3 separate regions of the Homo sapiens genome follow, and regions 2 and 3 are each linked to region 1. A link is a loop called in an ENCODE intact Hi-C map of the cell type or tissue named here. Cell type or tissue: Panc1. All regions are shown on one strand.

What was found. A loop is a pair of places that touch in the nucleus more often than their neighbours do. Peaks named below come from ENCODE experiments on the same cell type or tissue, not always from the same donor. Only the 100,000 strongest peaks of a DNase experiment are listed, where the experiment ranks them.
Region 2: a loop joins it to region 1, with 18 times the contacts of the local background. A loop is called at or near these places in 84 of 110 quality-filtered maps.
Region 3: a loop joins it to region 1, with 13 times the contacts of the local background. A loop is called at or near these places in 45 of 110 quality-filtered maps.

The regions. Positions count from the first base shown.
Region 1 is chr7:82,043,617-82,046,116 of GRCh38, reverse strand. The region is part of intron 10 of CACNA2D1 (calcium voltage-gated channel auxiliary subunit alpha2delta 1); the gene reads left to right. Among named protein-coding and RNA genes, the nearest start is that of CACNA2D1-AS1, 36 kb to the right of the region's middle. In Panc1, CTCF peaks have their summits at 1,215 and 1,430 (motif pointing left); a DNase peak (open chromatin) is centred at 1,406; H3K27ac peaks cover 471 bases.
Region 2 is chr7:82,570,997-82,573,496 of GRCh38, reverse strand. No RefSeq gene overlaps it. Among named protein-coding and RNA genes, the nearest start is that of CACNA2D1, 130 kb to the right of the region's middle. In Panc1, CTCF peaks have their summits at 789 and 1,086 (motif pointing right); a DNase peak (open chromatin) is centred at 1,066; H3K4me3 peaks cover 575 bases.
Region 3 is chr7:82,728,635-82,731,134 of GRCh38, reverse strand. No RefSeq gene overlaps it. Among named protein-coding and RNA genes, the nearest start is that of CACNA2D1, 290 kb to the right of the region's middle. In Panc1, CTCF peaks have their summits at 1,299 and 1,499 (motif pointing right); a DNase peak (open chromatin) is centred at 1,564.

The DNA.
Region 1 (2,500 bases):
TCCTGGAATGAAAAGGATACCCATGTGAAGATAGCAGTTTTTCTAATTTACTCATGAGAGCAATTTTAATTTGACAAAAATTTCTAAAGTTACTGCAGTAGGAAGACAGTTGTGAAGAATATCACATGACGGGATGTGGTAGCTTTCTCCTCTGTTATTAAACTGTAATTGAAAATGATTAAAGACCTTAGAGAAAAGTGCGTCAGGGAATTTGCGCTTGGGGTTGAGCTCTGAATCTTGGTTGCTGTTTGACTCTGAACACTTTAACATCGTACACCTCATTTCCTCAACTATATAATGGGAAGCCTATTAAAACTAAAACTGTAGCTTGTTGAAAGTTAAACAACTTAATGGATATCAAGTGTTTAGCCTGGCACGCAGGTGATTCTCAATACATGTTAGCTAATACTTTTTAAAATTATTCATATTAAAAAGCAAGCTCATGAAATAACGGAGGGACAAAGGACTAAAAAATTACAGAAATGTATTCAAAATCTTAATTTGTTGTAAGGAATGTATCATGAATGAATGTATCATAAATGGGAAATTTCGCTATTTGTAAAAACAAATTGCCTAATTTTGTTATCACCTCATAGTGTTGGGGAAACTAAATTCCACCATGACTATATACCAAAACCCATGAAACATCAGTAAGGTTACAGATGAATAATTTCCTGACTGATAGACGGTTGATTTTCTAAGTACAAAACTCTTTTAAGAAATAGTAAAGGAATAGGCTCATAGGTTTAGATTAAATAGTAAGCAACAATCTGGAAAAACAGAACTACACAAAAATTAATATATGAGAAGGGTCATTTTGCTAGCAATCAAATTCAAATAGTTAAAATATTGAAATATTTTTATTTACAGTTCAGCAAATAAAAAATGGGAAGTGTTTATGAGGCTGCAGTGAAACTAGCACATATATACTTTAAATTGGCACAAAATTTTTGGAAAGTAATTTGGTAACAGATAACCTAGAAAGCATTTTTTTCTATTAATCTGGGCTTTTCTATTCATTTATTGACTTCTGAAATTCAAAGACATACTAAACATACAAAAATGCAGCTAAGTCACAGTAGCAAATGAACCAAAGTCCTGACTGCAGTTATAACATTTCACCCAGACATTGAATTCTAAACAGCCACTTTATAAATCTTATTTCTTATCAGTTTTCCAGAAATAACTCTTAACTGGGAATGTATCCACATATGTAAGAATAAATGTTATCAGCTATTTTATCCGGATTTTAGAATAATCATTTTCATATAATCTCTTATAGTCCAAATCTACTATGAAAAATATGAAAATCAAAATAAATTTTGAAAGTTTTTTAAAAATAGGAATAAGTACATAAAACAAGCACAGCCAAAATTTTGGAGCGCACAGCCTCTGGTCATTTTCCTTTTATTTTCCTGCATTGCCATCTGGTGGCCAAAATGTGGATAGTGTCTGATACCATAATTTGTGTTTGTACTTACTAATATGCAAAATTTTATTGTTTCTTATTTAAATTATTTAATCTTACAAAATATAAATTTGTTGTGTATGTTATCCATCATAGTTAACTTGTGTAAATAAGTGTACTAATATTATTTTAATTTAAAAAATCCTTTTCCAAAGCAGTCAGGTCTGGATTTGAATTATTATTTTTGCTGATGATTACATGGCTTGAGCCAACAATTTTGCACCATTATTTATTTTACATGCCAGAAATAGAGAAAATAAAACATTAAGACATGTTAAGTAATAAATATTGAACAATTTTTTCAGAAACTATAGTTGTGTCCTATTTTTGCTTCTTAAAAATGCTTTAGGACTAAACAATGTACAAAGTACCCTAAAGAAAGCCTGCCTTTAAACATTTAGAATCCATACATAGGAGAACGGTCTTTCTGAGGGGAAGGGATGCGAATTAATAGACATGTTGAGAGCTGGATACAGTGGCTCATGCCTGTAATTCCAGCTGCTTGGGAGGCCAAGGTGGGAGGATCACTTGAGGCCAGGAATTCGAAACCAGTCTGGGCAAAATAGTAAGACCCTTTCTCATTTTTAAAACTAAAAATAATTTTAAAAAGACAGGTTGAGTGGGCAAATAATAAATGAGCTACTTCTCTTTCACTGAAGTTTCAAGTAGAATATGTGACCTTAAGAATGTCTTTTGTCATTAATTCTTAATGTTTCCAGTGCAGAACTACTTGACTGCACTAAACCATTCAAAGGAAGACTTGGTACTCCAAGAAGATGTGTTCTAGTTGCCATTTCCAGACAAAGGGCACTTCCCGTAACTTTCTGCTTCTTTGACTTGTAGCGTGTATTAAGGCAACAGGAATATTTCATTGTTTGTATCCTGACATAATGTGATGACAAGCAGAGTCCCTCTTCTCAGAAATATTTTATGGAATGATTTCATATTCAGCAGGGGAAATTAGAGCAAAAATAGAGACTGCCTTTACAAAACCAAAAGCTTGGGTTATTTCATTTGAGATACTGATACTTT
Region 2 (2,500 bases), 530 kb before region 1:
GTGGCTCACACCTGTAATCCCAGCACTTTGAAAGGCCAAGGCAGGTGGATCGCTTGAGGTCAGGAGTTCGAGACCAGCCTGACCAACACGGTGAAACCCAGTCTCTACTAAAAATACAAAAATTAGGCTGACATGGTGGTGTGCGCTTGTAATCCCAGCTACTCAGGAGGCTGAGGCAGGAGAATCGCTTAAACCCAGGAGTCGGAGGTTGCAGTGAGCCAAGATCGTGCCACTATACTCCAGCCTGGGTGACAGAGACTCCATCTCAAATAAATAAATAAATAAGGGAACAAACTCCCTAACAAGGTGACTGCCTAAGCAAATATAGTTACCTCTCTTCCTTCTCCAAATCTCTTTGAAAAGATCACAGAAATGTACAAATAAAACTAAATTCAATTTGCTGGTAGAAAGCTATAAAATATACAAACTATATAAATAATAAAATTCAAACCACCACTCCACCAGCAGCCAAAAGCAGTGAAGAGATTCTGGAAGTTCTGAAGCAAACAAGCCAACACTGCTGTGTATAATGAAGAAATACTAAGCTGAGGAACTTGCAATGATTACAGACAAAAAAGAATGAACCATAAAAAGGGGCTGGGTACCCAGCAGAACCTTAAATAAAAGCCCCAGACAGAGACAATGAAAACTGGAAGCCTGGTCAGCTAGGAAATTAATGAAGGGAAGAAAAAACTATCTGCCTCTGCAAGAGTAGATAACTCCAGCATTGGCCTCCAGCCTTAATTCAGGTTAAGAATCAACCAATCAACCAATACTTTATGGATGGGCATACATTCAGTAAAATGCTGTGATAACACCAATTTGGATATAATGTGAATGGGAATTGGCTGCTGCACTCCTCTCATCCTCCATCTGAAAAAGTGGGAGAAATAGTGGATCCCTTCATCTCCAATATTCTCCTGGGTCAGACTCTCCTGCTGGAGAGTCTGGGGAGATGAAACAATTGTAAACTAACTAGGAAGTTTCAAAATCGCTAACGCTATCCTGGAAGTCCTTGGCATCCAGACACAGGAACCAAAATCAACTGCTTGCTTTTTAAACCAGAGCCTAACTTCCACCAGATGGCGCCAAACCACAGCAGGGACTGAAAGGAATGGGGTTAGATGCTGCAGTGAAACCGCCGGAAACGGGTCCTACTGCAGCAGGACACAGAAATCTGAATGAAAGAAACCCCTTATTTTATGCGATTGTATTTTTAGGGCGCACTTCTCGGGTTATGGCAAGGTTTTTCTATAATTAGAATGAATGGTTCTTCCTCACTGCTTCTATACAAATATTTTCTTGTTAGAAAATAGGCACCTGTGAAATTTAAAGGTCGGTTGAAGCTCCCTGACTTTTCCGCTAAGGCTTCCAAATATCCCTTTTCAACTTACGCGATTCAAACACCATGATTGACCATGCGACTGTATAAAGTTTATTTCTCATTCTATTCGTTTTTCCAATTTTAAAACTACAAAAAATTAGAGAAAATTTTATTTATTCCCAGAATTGAACATGTGTCAACTCAGAGTATAATAGTGCTAATCACTATCTACATTTAACTTAATGTTGATTAGCCAAGCAGTACCCATGTTACCAGTGTTCATTATGTTCAAAGTTCTCCAAAGAATGATAGACTTTAATTAACATTGCAAGAAGCTCTGAACGTTCAACCTTCCCTCTACAGCTATTAGGAGTCTACTTCTTAGGGCTTTGTCTACATAAGGCAAACACTCCCCAGAGCAAATCACTGTTCTCTTCTGGCCTCATTTCAACAGAAAAAGCAGGGACCATGAAAGTCCTAGTGGCCTGCTCTTGTTTAAGCAATATCTGTTGAAAATAATGGAAGATCTTACCTTAGAACTTAAATACCTCTGTGATGGTCTTCACTACCACCCTACTAACATGATAGAAAGCCAAAATGTATTTATAAAACCTCTTTATATTTTAATATTTTATTGTAAAATTGATTCCTGAGTCTCCAACTGGAATAAAATATTACTGGTGTATAATTATACATTTGAAGCAAACATTTATAAAATATTTTTTAAATGCTGCACTGGAAGTTTTCTTAGAAAAAATAAAAACACTAATTTTTTTATTTTTTATTTTATTTATTTATTTTTTTCCTCGAGATAAGAGTTTTGCTCTGTTGCCCAGGCTGGAGTACAGTGGTGCAATCTCAGCTCACTGCAACCTCCATCTCCTGGGTTGAAGTGATTCACCTGCCCCAGCCTCCCTAGTAGCAGGTGCCTGCCACCACAGCCGGCTAATTTTTGTATTTTTAGCAGAGACGGGGTTTCACCATGTTGACCAGGCTAGTCTGGAACTTCTGACCTCAAGTGATCTGCCTGCCTCAGCCTCCCAAAGTACTGGGATTACAGGCGTGAGCCACAGCACCCAGCCAAAAACATTAATTTTAAAACTGAGAAATCTGCTATATAGAAAGAAGTTGTTGAAAAATTATACCAAATTAGTGAAAGAGGAAGAATTAGAAGTT
Region 3 (2,500 bases), 690 kb before region 1:
CCTTCAACATTCTTTTATTTATTTATTTATTTATTTATTTATTTTGAGATGGAGTTTCGCTCTTGTTGCCCAAGCTGGAGTGCAATGGCGTGATCTCGGCTCACTGCAACATCTGTCTCCCAGGTTCAAGCGATTCTCCTGCCTCAGCCTCCTGAGTAGCTGGGATTACAGGCGACTGCCACCATGCCCAGCTAATTTTTGTATTTTAAGTTGAGACGAAGTTTCACCATGTTGGCCAGGCTGGTCTCGAGCTCCTGACCTCAGGTGATCCACCCCGCTCGGCCTCCCAAAGTGCTGGGATTACCGGTGTGAGCCACAGCACCCAGCCCAACATTCTATTTTTTAAAGACACATTTTTTAAAAACAGGAAAATTGTTACAAATTATATTAGTCTAAGCACTATCATAGTTCTCTAAGTTTAAAGAATTACCTATTAAGAAATGTTCCCCTTCTCCATGTGATTCAGGAGTAATTTCCTCCTAATTGCTAGCAAGGTGAAGTCTACTTGCTACTAAGGAAGCCATTATTGGTCTATATATTAATAGAGTGATAATTGAATACCTGTGGATGAGAATTGAGTAGGGGATACTTTGACATGCTCAGAGGAGTTTCATTAAACGCAAAATCAGAAAATGCTGAGAAGCTTGCTAGCAATTAATTAATTATTTTATACCAAATGGCTTTTTAAACTTAATTTCAGCTGGCCAATGCTGCTAACTTGAAGCTGGTAAGTATTAAAATCTACATTTGAACTGATGAAATTTGATAAGAAAGAAATAATTCAGTGCACCATTGACAGTTCACATCAATGTGTTTCACATTAATGGCAGATCGGATAAATGTCTGATTTTTGAATATTCATTTTGAACAATGAAATTGAAATAAAGTAAAATCTTCATGAAATTTGTGCTTTAATTCTAAATCAATAATTCCATCATCATGAAAACTGTCAAGGAGAGACAATGGATATGAGAGGAACGGGACATAGAAAGACAAGATTTCACGTAAAATTAGTCTTAAATATTTCTCTAAGTGGATTCTTGAAATACACATAAAATGATTTTAGGAATTTGAATTCTATGTATAAAGTTCAAATCTACAAATAAAGTTATGATGAACTTCAACTGGCTAACACATGTTCAATGTTCTACCTAAGTTGAGTATCTGAGACACAGTGGGGGTTGCCTGTAACTCGAACTCTTAGTGCCCTGATCATGTTGACTTTTCCAAGCTCAAATCTGGCTTACTCAGTTCTCTGAGGTCTCCAAAGAAACGAATGCACCTGGCAAATCATTACCTTGGCGGCATCCTGCCTGTGAAAGATTTGCAATTCTCAAGTTAGTATTTTATTTCTTAATTTTACTTTCTTGTTTAAAAATTTACTTTTTTATTTATTCATTCATTTACACTTATTGGCCAATATTTGTAAAGCTATTTTCATTTCTTCACTTGTAAAAATAATTTTTGATCCCATGATCCCCAAGGGAGTCAGGTACTGTTGTCTTTGCTCTACAGCCCTTTGCCACAAGGTGGGAGTATAACTCTTTGAAAGCAAAGAACTTCCAAAAAGTTTATTTCAAGATTTATGCAAACACAAAACACGAGTACAACATACTCTTATTTTACGATTCAACTTCTCTACAGCTTTAATAACTTTAGAAATTTTCCACTGTGAATAAATATTTCTTAAGTGACTATAAATCATAAGAACTGAATTCATTCTGTAAGAATGACGATGTTGACATTGCAATAATCACACTAATATTATCTAAGCCCTTATTTTGTGCCAGGTAATGTACTAGGTGTTTTACGAGCATTGACTCAACGTTCACCACCCTATCTTTACTTAGGTGCAATCATTGTTACCCTTTTTACAGAAAAGAAAACCAAGACTTAAATTAGTGAAGGTACTTATTCAAAGTTAGAAGTATTAGAAAAGGGGTTCTTATTTATCTTGCCTTTTAAGATTGTGTCTTATGCTATATTTTATATTTGAATTAGAGTTGTGCTTTATAAATTAATACGACGATAATCTCCAGGGGGCACATTTTACAAAAACAACATTTTGAGACTCCTTCTTTGAAGATTCTAATTTAGCAGGTCTGGAACATGGCCTAGCAAACTGTATTTTGAGGAAATGCCCCTTAAGATCCTTATCAACAAACAAGCTTTAAAACTACTGATTTACTGCTGCCTTTAGATTTAACTGATCTATTTATCACCTATTTCCGGAACTGTACTTTTTAATTCAAGATTTAAAAATCAAGGTCACAAAATCAAAATAATGTGAACTCAGGCTCTCCAATACTATGTGATGTCCCAAATGTTGAGGACTCAGGTGAGTAATGTATTGTAGAAAGGGTGATATGCCTGTGTATTTTATGCTCTACCATAAAAATATCCCAGTAAAATTTATACTACACAATAAAGTGAAATCAGATGCAAAAGCTTTATCAATTTAAAAGTGTTTAACATATCTAGTGGGTATTTTAATGGCATG